Linked DNA regions of Mus musculus: region 2 is linked to region 1. Evidence: chromatin contacts called from ENCODE Hi-C or POLR2A ChIA-PET data. All regions are on one chromosome and are shown on one strand. Each heading gives the region's core, a stretch centred on a gene start or an enhancer-like site at or near the end of the contact. The rest is flanking DNA. Distances are from core to core; before and after follow the strand shown.

Region 1 (7,059 bases), core at 2,775-5,274:
TTTTAAACATTTTAAGAAAAGCTGGGCTGTGGTGGAGCATGGGTTTAATCCCAACACTCAGGAGGCAGAGGCAGGTGGATCTCTGTGTTCAAGGCTAGCATGTCAGTCTACAGAGTGAGTTCCAGGACAGCCTGGACTACACAGGAAAACCCTGACTCAAAACACCAAAAAAAAAAAAAAAAAAAAAAAAAAAAAAAAAGTAGAGACATGAACTCCAGTTTTCAAAGTTCCATACTGATGACACACTTTTATTGTACATATTTTATACTTAACAAATACATATATTCATGTCAACGCAATACAACAGTGATTACCAAGTCAGGCTGCACTGCACACCTCAGAAGCAACCGGGAAGGCTTCTGGAAATCAGATGGTTTCCAATGTAGGTCATCACCGAATGAATCAAAATCTCCAGGAGGTGGGGCCCTAAGGTCAGCAGTTTTCTCAAGAATACCTGGGTTACAAACAGAACCTGGCAAGAAGTGGCTGGCTTGTGGAAACTCCTTACAAAAAACCAGGGTGAGAGCTACACCCTGAATATAGTGTGACCTCCCTTAGATGACACGGGAGACTTCAGGATCTCCCAATGTCCATGGGTCAACATTCGTCACTACCGACTAGTCACCATACTGGGAAAAAAAAACCAGAAAGTAAAGAAAAATTTACCACAGATTTCCTAATGCCAGAATGCTGGAAAAAACCAGCTTTTGTTTTACTATCATATTCAAAGAGCTGGGTTTCTCCCTGAAGAAATGGAGATCTGATGCTTGCTTTGTAAAAGGGAAATGTTTTAAAAACACGCAGAACTCTTAACGAACTGCTTAGCTCTGCTTCAGTTGTAACCAGGCTCCAAAATGTGGCCTAATCAGCCTGAATACGGAAAGCAAAGTAGAAACACTTCCTGACCATCGAGAGAGAGAGAGAGAGAGAAGATAATGGGTTTAGACTAAGACCAGCTTAACAGAATTAGATGTGACCACTGTCCAGTGCACAGCAACTGTTAAGTCCTGGGGACAGGGCGGACTACAGGCTACACAAGAGGCCAATTACCTATGTGAGATGGCATTTATGAGACCTGAGAGCTCAACTGGTTTTAGGATTTTAAAATTCCATGGCTAACATAAAGTCACAGAAAGAGACAGCAACCAGAACATTCCCCTACTGAAGAATGGGAATGCCAGTCTGCATATGGAAAGAGCGCCCTTTCAATTGCCAACATCACAGATGTCGGTAATTCAAATTAACCAAGTGCTAAAATAAAAACAAAAAAGAGAAAGCTGTTCTCAGAAAGCTTAAGTTCTTTCTTTCTTTCTTTCTTTCTTTCTTTCTTTCTTTCTTTCTTTCTTTCTTTTTTTAGTTTTTTTTTCTCTGTAGCCCTCGCTGTCCTGGGCTACGGTTGTAGTATGGGCAAAACCCTCAGTTCCACCCCCTCCCACCACCAGCTCCCTACACAGTGCTAAGAACCAGTAGCCTCCACCAAGTACTCAATTCCAACGCAAGCAAAGCAGCCCCTCCCTTGAGACTTCACTAGGAGCAATCTAAACGGTCTAGTCTCATCAAACTGAATGATACTCCAACTCTAAACTCTAGAGACAGACTGTGAGGTGCAGCAGTTAATCTTTCTCTCCTCTCCAAACATAAATATATTACCAGCACAAGTTTGGCGATAAAAGTCCCTAACACCCCATTAAAATAACAGCAGTATTAAAGATTCTATGATAGGAATAAAACCCAGTGTACCTAGCTCCCTCCCCAGCATTCCTTAGGTTTATGTAGATGATGTCAGAAAGTAGCAGGTGTGGCTCACACAGTCCAAAGTGGCTGCATTAAACTTCACAAGTCTCCTGTAATTGGAAAGGAAACCATCTTTTTGTTAATGTTGCTATTTGTTAAACATGTCAATGAAAATCCCTTTACCAGGCATTTCTATTACATGTTACTAAGTACTTAGGTCAATGGGCTTGGTGGATAGAAAGTTTGAAAACACTTAAGCCCTGGGCCTGGTGGCGCAGACCTTTTATCCCAGCACTTGGGAGGCAGAGGCAGGTGGATTTCTGAGTTCGAGGCCAGCCTGGTCTACAAAGTGAGTTCCAGGACAGCCAGGGCTACAGAGAAACACTGTCTCGAAAAAAACCTAAAAAGAAGAAAGAAAGAAAGAAAGAAAGAAAGAAAGAAAGAAAGAAAGAACTTAAGCTTTCTGAGAACAGCTTTCTCTTTTTTTGTTTTTATTTTAGCACTTGGTTAAATTGGTCAATTTGATGGATTTACAACCCTGGATCCCAGTGTAAAGAGTCAGGATCACAGCTAATCAATATAAGAACTTTTTTGTTTTTTGGTTGGATTTTCCAAGACAGGGTTTCTCTATAGCCCTGGCTGTCCTGGAACTCACTCTGTAGACCAGGCTGGCCTCAAAATCAGAAATCCGCCTGCCTCTGCCTCCCAAGTGCTGGGATTAAAGACGTGCGCCACCACTGCCCGGCCTAAGAAGTTTTAATGTACTGGGCTCTGTGATTAAACATTAAGGTGAGTGTGTATCCTCTGTTACATGGACATCTTTGAACACCATCAAGTTATTAATTAGCCCTGACACATCAATCTGCTACTGTCCTCCAATAAACCACAACTTTTTAACTGTACTCTGGAGTCCAGAATTAGCAAATATGAAATTTTACAAACAGTTGCTAACATTAGAAAGAATGGGGGGGGGGGGGAGAGGAGGGAAGGATAAGGAAGCTGCCACAAAGGAAATATACGGCCAGTTTTGGTCTTAGAACTCTACAAACTGCCCAGGACATAGTCCCCTTCCATTCCTAGAAAAATGCCACAGTATTCGAACAGCCTTGCCCACATTTCAGTATACTGAACTGTCAAGGCAAGAACCACCATGCAGCTCTCAAAAGTGGCGACAGGAAGTCTCTCGGTTCTCCAAGCCACCAGCCAAAACATACATAAGGAGGTTACTATTTTCTTGGAAGGCCACACGCATCCTGGGGTGTTTGTTCATGCGTCACTCTAGCCTTTAACCAGGGCACAGAGTGTGAGTTGTGGGTAAAACCCCATTTCCGAGCTAAGAATAATCTTCCCCGTGGTGGACTGAGAGGAATGTGGAAATCTTCCTCGATTACACAACAGCACCCCCCCACCCCCATGACAGCTTTAAAAAAAAAAAGAAAAAAGGAAGAAGTACGCTGCTGTTGTTTTTTTCTACCGGTCTTAAATCGGAGCTCAAACAGACGCCAGGAAAGGCTGTGGACTCCCCTGATCTACCCAGACTTCCCCATGCCCGGTCAAATGTCTCCTGGGCAGCCAGCTGGAGAGGGGCCCTACTTCCCTCTGAGTCTCGGCCAGGACCACACAGTGGCGACCTAACACACGTCGGGGACAGAGGTCGACTCCCAAGAGGCAGACAGCAGACTCTGGCAGGGAGGAGGGAGGAGGGGAGAGCAGCATCCCAAACTTCCCATCTAACCTCCAAACTCCGAATCTCCAGGGTCCTCCTGGTAGAGAGCCAGTGCCGCCAAAGCTCTGCCTCTGTAGACGGTTTTCTGTCCTACAGAAATGCATCCTTCCCCAGGACCTACCGGGTTCTTACGACACTTGGGTACAAGTTGAGGACACACGTCCCGGGTTACGGCGCACACAGACGAAATGCTTTGCGGCACTTTCATGGGACAGGTGTGGGGTGACCTGGCGGTGGGGAGTTCCTGGAAAGGGCTGCCCCACTCCCGGAGCGCAGCTGGATCCTCACACCCCCCGGAGCACAGCCTGAAGCACCGGATCCTCCAGCCCAACCCGCCACAGCCACAGCCACCGCCTCCTCACCTGCCGCGGACGCTGCCGGGCCACACCTGGGACGGCAGAGGCCAGATCCCGACCGCGGCCACTCAGGCAGCGGGGCTGCGGGGTCTGCGGCCGCCGCAACTCCACGCCTGAGGGGCGCCCGGGTGCCCGAACCACATCCTCACGGGCGGCCCCAGGAAGTCCACCCCCACTAACCCAGTCCCCCGCGGCTCGGCGTGGGCCCCGCCCGTCCAGCGTGCGGCCCCGCCCTCCCGGCTTGCGGCCCCGCCCTCCACCCCACCCCCGCGGGAGCGCACGCCCCCGCCACCATAGAGAGGAATCGGGCGCGCGGCGGTCTAGAGTGCAAGCCTCCGCGAGCGCCCTCTGTCGGAGCCCGGCTAGGTGTGGAGTCCCCAGTCTAGGCCGAGCCAACCAATCCCTTATGTGGTGATCTTGAGCAAGTCCCTTAAGATCACTAACTAGCTTTATAGTAAAGTTTGAATATTGAACCCTTGATTTCATGTTTCATCGTACCCGACAGATTTCCAGAACCCCAGACTCATCTAATTTATTAAGTTTCTTGGCGATATTAAAAGCCAATTCAGTGGGGCATCATAACCTGTCTTTTCCTCCTTGGATAAGCTACTTTCATGTTAGGAAGGTGGGGACACAGCTGAGAAAGGTTGCAGTACAATAAAAACGACTGCTAAGAAACCACCCAGCCATCGTTCATCACCCGTGCACCTTTTGGCAGGCACTTAACCTTTCCAATATCTTCCCCATCCCAGAAAGGCCGGTTGGGCCCGCACATTAAATGAGATAATGCACAAAGGCCTTAGTAAAGCATAAAACACCAGGGTAGCATAGGGGATCATTAGCCAGTGATCTAAGAAGATGCCTAGTCACGGAAGTCATATAAATGCTAATTCTTCTGGCTGGTGTCTAGTGACATCATTTTCTTATGCTTCAGGTTCCCATCAAAGACCTCTCAGAGTTTTCCTGAGCAATTTGTATTTTGATTTATTCAATATTTTGGTGCTTGGGATTTTTGTACATACTAGACAAGTGCTCTACCACAGTGCTACCCCTTGTATTTTAAAATAAAGACTATCAGAAGGGAACCAGAGCTAAAATATGTGCATCCGTACCAGACTCACTTTATAAGCCCTTTGCTATTTCCAGTTCTCAGAACACCCCAGCACGCTCTGTACTGTTATATGCTTGTTATCAACAAGGATCTACATTTTAAGTAATTTTCGAGCTTCCACACAGAGAAAAGCAGAACTCAGATGCAAAACTCTTTCTTTCTCCAACCTGGAGTGTACAGGGAGCCCCGCCTTCTAAGGACCCCTGGCACCTGAGTTGGATGTTCGCCCCTTGCCCCTTTCTCCTGCCTGCTTATTTCTGCAGCTTCGCTTTGCTGCAGTTCCCTATGAGCTCCGCTTCTCTCCGGACTTTTTCCTCCACAAAGGTGTATATCATTTTCTCCCTTCCCTTTCTGGTTTCCGTTCCTTTGACGCACCAACATTGTCCATCCTCTGATATTTCTGAAATGGGTCTGAGCGCCGTGCTGGAGACACAGGTTCTTCACCACACTGTCCATCTCTGGATATGAATGATAGCCACAGACATGTAATAGGTCCAAAACAGAAGTGAAAGGAGATCCAGACCTGCGATTTTTGTTGTTGTTGTTGTTAACTCACAACCAGAGTGCCCAGTTCTGAAAAGGAAGTGCACTTACCCCCCACCCCACCCCACCCCACCCCCAGTCGGACGATAATCAGGGCCTGAATTCATGGTATCCAACAGAAATCCTTTTTTCAGGGCCCTCTGGTCCATATTGTGGCTAAATCATCCGACTGCTGCTAAATAATGAGCAGCTTACTGGAGCGAGGCCTCGGACCCACACCCCTCCTTTCTCCACCTTAGGCGTTATCACCATCACAATTTTTCATCTTTATCGTGCCCTTCCGCAGAGGCATTCAATAATGTACCCATTGTGCGAGTAATCTGAAATCCTTTTCGGCGAGCAATAGTATTTAGTAGTAATAAAACACTAATTTGTCTACCAAGTGACATATTTATAGGAGCTGTTTCCTTTGACATATTTTTATTATTTCTACTCATTTGCTAAGTACTTTCCAATACATATTTATAAAGCACACGCCTTTCCCCAAACAGCACTGAAAAAATAAATCACATTATTTCTTTTATTAGTAGCAGCAAGGCTTCTAAGTCCTAGTGCCCTGATTTCTGTTACTTCTGGCAGGCGCCAGAAGAACTAATAGTGATGGAGCACCTACTATGTGCTAGTCTCTCTGTGAAAGGCACTTTGCATAAATCACCTACTTAACTCCCCTGAGATACACATTTTACCAATAAGGAAAATGTAACTCTGTATAACATAGATTTTTACCAGTAAAACAAACACATTATCTTGTCCAAGGGGACTCTGGCAGGAAGAGTGCAGCAAGGTACTAAACCTGGGTCTTTCCTTGATTCCAAAGTCCTAAATCACCAACCATGGGCCACTCTAACATCTCAGGATATGACTCTCCATAAAAATCAGCCAGACATCACGGCACACACACACACACACACACACACACACACACACACACACACACACACACACACACACACGTCAATATGTCAAGCTGTTGACAGCTGGTGAGGGCACACACCTTTAATCTCAGTACTTGGGAGTCAAGAATCCTACTCTTTTACAGAGAGATAGATGATAGGTAGATAGATAGATAAATAGAGGCATTAATGGTGAATGTTGTCTGTCTGTATGTGCGGAGCTGGTGTACTAGATATTAAAACCAGGACCTTAGACATGCTAGACAGTGCTTTACTACCTGACTGATACTATACCTTGCTCTTATTCAAAATAAGGGACTGGAAGGATGGCTCAGCTATTAAGTGCATTTGTTGATCTTGCAGAGTATCTGGGTTTAGTTTGCAGCTACTATATAGTGGCTCCCAAATACCTGTAAGTCTAGTTCCAGGAGATCCAATACTTTCCTCTGGCCTCCATAAGCACCAGGTACACACAGGGTGCACATATCTACATGCAGACAAAACATTCATATACATAAAATAAATAAATCTTTTGAAAGATAAAATGAATAAAACAAGCAATGGAGGAAACGAAGCCAGTTGAGTTGACACAGACCTATAATCCAGCAGTCTGGAGGCTGAAGCAGGAGAACTGAAGGTTCAAGATCTCACCAGGTCAGACACCTTTTCTCCAAAAAGTAAAAATAAAAAAATCAT
Region 2 (7,059 bases), core at 1,555-4,054, 37 kb after region 1:
AGCAGGGGAGGGCGAGAAAGAAGCTCCGTTTCACCTTTATCTCGAGCCTGTGCCCAGCAGGGTATGGGGCACTACAAACCCTCCTTAACCAATGGTCAGAGGAACCGAATCAACGGAGAGGTGAGGGAGAACACAGCCAAAAGCTACAGCTGCAGCTTTCTGCAGATAACACTGCCACTCCCTAGTTAATTCCTCACTTGACAGAAGGTACATCAGCTCTCGGAAGAAAAGCAAGAATTACCCTCAGCTTCCAGATGCAAATATAAATATAAGGAGTATGCCATGTATAGGACTCCTCTACGCAGTCTTCAGACCTAGAACTTCTGAGAAATGTACTCAGGCCCTGCCCTAGATCTGCTGAAACAAAAGCTCTGGGGAGTCTAGGGTGTGGGGAGTGGTTAGGGACCACTTGATTTCAACAAGCTCTCCAGGATTCCGGATGTCTGGGAACCTTTGTGGCAGAGGCTTTTTTGAGACAGGGTTTCTCTGTGTAGCTCTGGCTGTCCTGGAACTCACTTTGTAGACCAGGCTGACCTTGAACTCAGAAATCCGCCAGCCTCTGCCTTCCAAGTGTTAGGATTAAAGGCGTGCGCCACCACCACCCAGCTGGCAGAGCCTTTTCAAGCTGTCCCTACAACCAGTAGTTTAGCTCCTCCCTATACCCCACACTCAGTCCAGTATCTGCTTCGTTCTAAGTGGCTGACTGGCCTCAAGGAGCAGGCAGCTGTGAACAGGGTGCTAATGGGTTGGAGTCTTCTGAGGCCCTACCAGGAGCTACTGAGCTAACCACTTGGCACGCACTAAGCCCCCGTAAGTGGTTAAAGGCACACCGACCTTTGCATGTGAAGTGCGGTGTCTCAGTGCTGAGATCCCAGAAGCGCACAGTGGTGTCTCCGGAACCACTGGCCAGGTACCTGGGGAAGAGAGGCCGCTTGACTGCTGCAGTGGTGGGGCCCACCCTGAGACACTGCGCATGGGTATTCCTGCTGCCTAGCCAACCATCTTCTGGGAACAGACTCTCCATTCCCTGAGGAGAAATAGGACACTAATGCCATCTAGGAAAAGACCCTAGGAGGCCACTTCTCTCTTCTTCCTTCCCAACAGGAACAGCTCACTCACTCCATTCATCCATCCACTTTGTATGTGTTTTTAATGCTTTTAAATCTTTATTCTACATGAACAGGCATCCTGCCTACACATGTATCTGTACACAATGTGCACATTGGATCCCCTGAGATTTGAGTTACAGACAGTTGTGAGCTCTTACGGGGTGCTGGGAATTGAACTCAGGCCCTCTAGGAGAGCAACCAGTGCTCTTAACCCCTGAGCCATCTCTCCAGCCCACCCCGCACCTTTCTTTTTTTTTTTTTTTTAAAAGACAGGGTTTCTCTGGTTAGCCCTGGCTGACCTAGAACTTGTTCTGTAGAAAAGGCTGGCTTAGAATTCACAAAGACCTGCCCGCCTAGTCTCTACCTCCTTGGAAATTTCTAGAAAAAGCTTTTGAAGCTTTTCATATTCTTCTGTTGTTGGAGGTAGAGTCTCTCTATGTAGCCCTTGCTGTTCTGGAACTATTTAGATCAGTCTGGCCTTGAACTCACAGAGATCCGCCTGCCTCTGCTTCCTGAGTGCTGAGATTAAAGGTGTGGACTACCACCACCTGGCTCAACTGTTCTTATTCTTAGAGTCCTACAAGAAAGGATTCATAGGGAAGTAACAGATGCAGAAACCTGACTTCGGAAAGGAGTAGTTCAAACCAAGATAGGCTCTTCTGAGCCAGGTACTATTCTTAGCCTTTGGGGACCAAACCCCAATAAGAAAGTCTGTTACTTGCAACGTGAGTCCAGACCCCAAGTCTATGACAGGCAGGCAGCCTAAGACCCTGTGAATAATAACTCAGGATGGTCCTCTCCACCTGTCAGAGGACACACCTCCACATCCCAAAGATTCTGCCCATGTCCTTACTTTCCTGTGGGGCTGAAGGCCACAGAAATGACAGCTTCGCTGTGACCCTCCAATGAGCTGGTGCACCGCGTCACAGCCCGGACCCTGAAGACAGCTTGGGGCTGGTAGATGATATCGACGATTTTCTCTGTCTCCACAGACTGGGACTCCAGCGTCTTCCCCAGGGAGGACACAATCTCAGCATCGTGGACGTAGAACGCCAGGGGCAGGGGCTCCTCCTGAAGGCAAGAACAGAGTAAAGAGGAACTCTGCTCGGAGGGATGAATGCCTGCCCTCAGCGGGAGTCGGCTCAATCCCAACTACTGCATACCACCATGCGACAAATTTAATCCCGCTGGGCATCTCTGTAAAATGGGGATGCTTATGTTGGGCTGTGACAAGAAGTCACGGAAACACTGCATCCGACGCGTTCAAAACACAGCCTGTCTGTAGGTGAGTCGGCGCGGAGAACATTTTTCCTGGGGCCGATCCACGCCACCGACACTGTCGGTGAGCAGCTGGGTCCCCGGAACACCGTGGCTTCGTTTTGGGGTGCTCACCTGGGCCAGCAGCGCGTTGCACACCAGCTGCAGCTTGTCCGGCGTGATGTCCACTGGCACGTCGAACGGGGAGCCCAGCAGCTGACCGCCCTCATCCTGGAACTGTACGAGCAGCCGCTGCACGTCGCCTGCCGCCGCCTCTTCCTGCAGAATCAAGCCGCGAGACTGTCAGTCCCCCTCCCCTCCCCTCGGGCCTCGGTACCCCACGCGGAGACCCGGCATCCCCGCCCCGTGCGCGTACACCTACCACCACCGCCGCCGCCATCCTGCGTCCCCACGTGGAGGAGAACCGAGGCGGAAAGACGGAGCGTTAAATCCATGTCGCGCCGGGCAACCTCCGGCTACAGCGCCCTCTCGTGTTCGGAGGAGTCAAGCCGCTCTCGGAGGCCGGGATTGCCAATGGTGGCCTCCCTTCGCGCCTTCTTTTCACAGTAGCGATTCTGGCCAATTTTAGTCTCCAAAACTCAGAGAAATTAATTGATTTGCCCGCCTAGCTCACAGAGGCAGGAGATGGTGGAGGATGACACTTCCAGGGTCCAGGCAGCAGGGGTGAAAATACAAACCAGAAAACTATTGGGTTGAGGCAGAAACTTTTATAGGTGGGCTTGTGGGATTTAGTTTGTGTATGTGTGTGTGTGTGTGTGTGTGTGTGTGTGTGTGTGTGTGTGTGTGTGTGTGCGCGCGCGCGCGCGCATGTATGCATGTATGTATTGAGATAGGCTGAGGGTGTGTAGCCTAAGTAGACCTTGAACTCCATGATCCTCTTGTCTGTGCCTCCCAGGATGGGATGCTGGGAATATCGGATGGGCCGCGGTGCCCAGCTGTTTTGGGATTTTTTTTTTCTGAGCTCTTTCAAGGTGTGGCCCTCTCCTGTATCTGCTTTTGCATAGGCAATTTATTCTGTCTGGAACTTTTGTGGACAGATTTGAGTCTCTGCTCTCCTCTTGTACAAGTTCAAAGAATATAGAGCCTATAAGGAACTATTAAATAGGTTGTGGTAGAACATGCCTTTAATCCAGGCTCTTGCGAGACAAAGACAGGCAGATAGATCTCTGAACTTAAAGCCAGCCTGGTCTACAGAGTAAGTTCCAGGACATTGAAGGTCTCCAAAAGAACTCCCTGTCTCAGACAAACAAACAAACAAACAAACAAACGAGACTAATAAAAGTTGAAGAAGGCCAGAGGGACCCGTGTGCTCTTTGGAGGCTTTTCCTCATCTGAGAACAACGACTCCATTTGCTAGGGACGCTGCCTTCTGGCCTTCTTCACATTGTTTATCTCTCGGCTTAAATATACTCATTCCTACATGCATACATTCATTCATCCGACAAAGCGAATTGAGCCTCTATTCTTTGCCAGATAGTGTTCTCAGAACTTTGCATAGATTAGTTCAATTACTTAGGGAAGCCTTTCCCAGGACCCTGTCTTTCTTTTTTTTCTCTTCTTTTTTTTCTTTTTTCCTTTTGGTTTTTCGGGGACCCTGTCTGTCTTGTCCTGTGTTTTCCAAGTTTTCCGGCATTTTCAGTCATTTCCTCATTATCAGTCATGTCCCCCGGTATATAGGGGACACAGAAGAAACGCTTGTGGACTGAATTATGAAATCAGGAATTGAATGTAGGATCCCTTGATCCAAACGCCACAGAACCAAAGCTTCTTTGCTTGCAGTGGGATCCTTTGTCAATACCTCATTGCTTGGACCACAAATGAGGTTCCAGGCTTGGGATCCATCCCATGAAAGCAGAGCATCTGTCTATCCACCCACCCACTTACCCATCACTATCCAGAAGCTGTGTGTTAGGATGGACGTGGCGCACAGCTCTGGTTCCAGCTATAGAGGTGGCCAAGGCAGGAGAATTGCTTAAGTCTAGGAGTTTGAAGCCAGTCTGAAGGCAGCTTCGAAAACAAAGGCGAGAGAATCAAGAAACAAACAAGCTCACGTGTTAGGACTAGGCCTTTCATTGAACAGGGCAGTGGGACCTGTCCAAGGTCACATAGCTGTGAATCCATATTCTAAACTCACAGTCATACTTGCAGAGGCTATTGTGGGTGTCCCTGTGTGTGGCTTTTCTTCAGTATCTTTCAGGTGTGTTTTGAAATATACTGGAAGTATGGGGAGAATAAAAGGGAGGGGAGCAGAGCATAAGAATGAAGATCCATCTATCTATCCCCCCACTCATTCATTCATTCATTCACTCATTCATTCATTCAAAACACCAGGGCACTGTCTGCCAGGCTTTGTACCTGGGATGGTGATAGAAGCTCCCCAAGAGCAATCTTGACCTCCTGGAGCAGACACCGAAGGACAGGAGAGTTCTGACTCTCCATGAGGAAGGCCTTTTAAAGTTGACTGAGGAGAAATAAGCAATGCCAGCTCCCAGAGACACCCATCCACCACGGTGATGGCCACTTCTGTAGAGGGAGCCTCTTCTTGTCTTGGGAGAGATCTGGATCCAAGGAAGGTGGGCTACGGTCCTTGAGCTCAGGGGATTCCAGGTATGACTTAGTCCTTACCCTAGGAGGATGGAATCTAATCCAGAGGAAGAGAGCCGACATCCAAGGGAGTCACAGCCAGATGGGGGACTGGGTGTGTTCATCAACGCAGACAGGGAGGGATGGAACACAAGCATGCTCAAACGGCAACCTGCTCACACACACCCGCTCAGACACGAGTCAGCAAGTCCTGCTGGGCTGTGAACAAGTATGAAGAGAAGCAAGAAGGGATCTTCCTCTGCTCTGCTCTCCCCCTCCCTCCAGAGAGTCCTTTCTGGAAGTCTCCAGAGGGACCTGGGCAGCTGCTGTGTGTCCAAGTCTATCAGCCCCTCAGCTGTCACTCTACTCCCAAAATAGCAGTAGTAGTGGTGATGGGGGGAGGGTTGTTTATCTGGGGACGGAGGTGGGGAAGGGGCATTATAACTTGCCTAGGCAGGGCAAGTCTCCAAGGGATATTCCTGTCTCTTCTGGATCTTTCTCCCACACTTTGAGGTATGAGTCTAAAGTCTTCCAGGACTGCCCCTGAGCGAGGTGTTCGAGGGCCAGAGGCGAGTCACCCCCTTCACGTGGGCATGGATGTCCAGTCCAGGCAGGGGGAGGGCCCTGTATCAATGACAGCTTCCAGGAGCACCTGCCCCTGTGGCCAAATATAGTCTGGAGTCACTGGCTGGGGTGATAAAGTCTGCAGGGTGGGGGCTGGGAGCAGCAGATCAAGCTGTCTGAGGTGGACCGCAGAGCTCAGAGCAGTGCCTAGGAGGAGGCATCGTGCAGAAAGACTGTGAGTAGGCTGGGAGCCTGGGTAAGGAGAAGATGGGAGGACTTTCAGGCCTTCAGGCCTGCTTTGGTTGAAAGAGACAGATAGGGAAGCTTAGGGACTCTGACAACCCTTTCAGTGGGAGTCAAGCCCCAAACAAACACCAATGTCCTTTGGAAGGAGTGGTCAGTGGATTTAGGGGGGCTGGAGTGGATACCTTGCCAGCAGAATTACTATCCTACACTGCGAAGAGGGAAACCTGGGGCCCTAGCTATCAGGCTAAAAGCCTTGTCCTGGGTGTCCAGCAAAAGGCTGACCACACAGGGCTGTTGGTGTCCCCGCAGATGGCAGAGGCTGAAGCGGCACAGCTGAAGGAGGAGGGGAACCGGCATTTTCAGCTCCAGGATTACAAGGCGGCCACCAAGAGCTACAGCCAGGCCCTGAAGCTGACCAAGGACAAGGCTCTGCTAGCTACACTCTACCGGAATCGGGCAGCCTGCGGCCTGAAAATGGTCTGGGACAGGACAGCGTGGGTGGGATGAGGGAGGTTAAGGCTGGAGGCAAGGCTGTGATGGCCTGACGGAAGTGAGCCATCATCATCCTCACTATGCCCTCTAGACCCCTTGAGTTGGCAAATGTGCCTCCTGTTACCCCGGCCACTGCTCTAGAGAAGCAGGAATTCACCAGTCACAGTTGGCCCAACACAGGTGCTTTTCATATGTTGGGCCACTCCTCTGAAGAGAGCCCTGCGACAGCCTATGCTCTCATTCTCATATCTCAGTCAAGAAACCCAAGGTTCAGAAAGCGGGAGTAGCTTGACCAAACTTTCCCGGGTCGCAGAGGAGCTGGCATTTAAAGCTAGGGTTGCCTGGCACTACAGCCTGTGCTTTTCTGTACCAGGCACAGGGTGCATCCCAAGCCCCTGATAACCTGCAGCACCCCCCCCCCCACCCTCCCCCCCCCCACCCCCGCCTCCCAGGTTAGCTCCTCCCCTCACTTAGGGAATGCTGATTCCACTGGGCCCTCCCTAATCTCCAATCTCTCGTTCCTGTTTCTCAGGAGAGCTACGCCCAGGCAGCCTCGGATGCTTCCAGAGGTGAGCTCTACACTTTACCCTCACTCAGCATGGCTGAGCAGTAGCTTGGATCTGGCTTTCATTGTTATTACGTGCTATGATAGTCTGTAGGTTCTGAAGGCTAAGAAACCACTAGAGAAAGAAATGAGGTATCTGGCAGTATGTAGCTCAGGGAAGGTGGCTCTCAGGTGGAATAAGGAAGGTTTAATTTCACTTTAGGGGCTTCAGAGCCAGACCTA

What was found. A loop is a pair of places that touch in the nucleus more often than their neighbours do. ChIA-PET counts read pairs that join two places held with the same protein, here RNA polymerase II (POLR2A).
Region 2: a map of left cerebral cortex shows a loop between it and region 1 (7-fold over the local background). The contact joins the promoter of Nle1 here to the promoter of Rffl in region 1. A Hi-C loop is called at or near these places in 4 of 37 maps with a recorded cell type or tissue (heart and left cerebral cortex). POLR2A ChIA-PET finds 5 or more read pairs at or near these places in 3 of 5 experiments (Patski and embryonic stem cell).

Annotation. Positions count from the first base shown.
Region 1 is chr11:82,867,186-82,874,244 of GRCm38, forward strand. Rffl (ring finger and FYVE like domain containing protein) reads right to left here and starts at 4,025. Exons shown (of 7, transcript NM_001007465.3): 1 at 3,823-4,025. Rad51d (RAD51 paralog D) reads right to left here. Exons shown (of 10, transcript NM_011235.4): 10 at 5,878-7,059.
Region 2 is chr11:82,905,591-82,912,649 of GRCm38, forward strand. Nle1 (notchless homolog 1) reads right to left here and starts at 2,805. Exons shown (of 13, transcript NM_145431.2): 1 at 2,749-2,805; 2 at 2,502-2,645; 3 at 1,963-2,180; 4 at 835-914. The coding sequence starts at 2,766. It overlaps Unc45b (unc-45 myosin chaperone B), which reads left to right and starts at 5,663. Exons shown (of 20, transcript NM_178680.4): 1 at 5,663-5,769; 2 at 6,090-6,257; 3 at 6,805-6,841. The coding sequence starts at 6,090.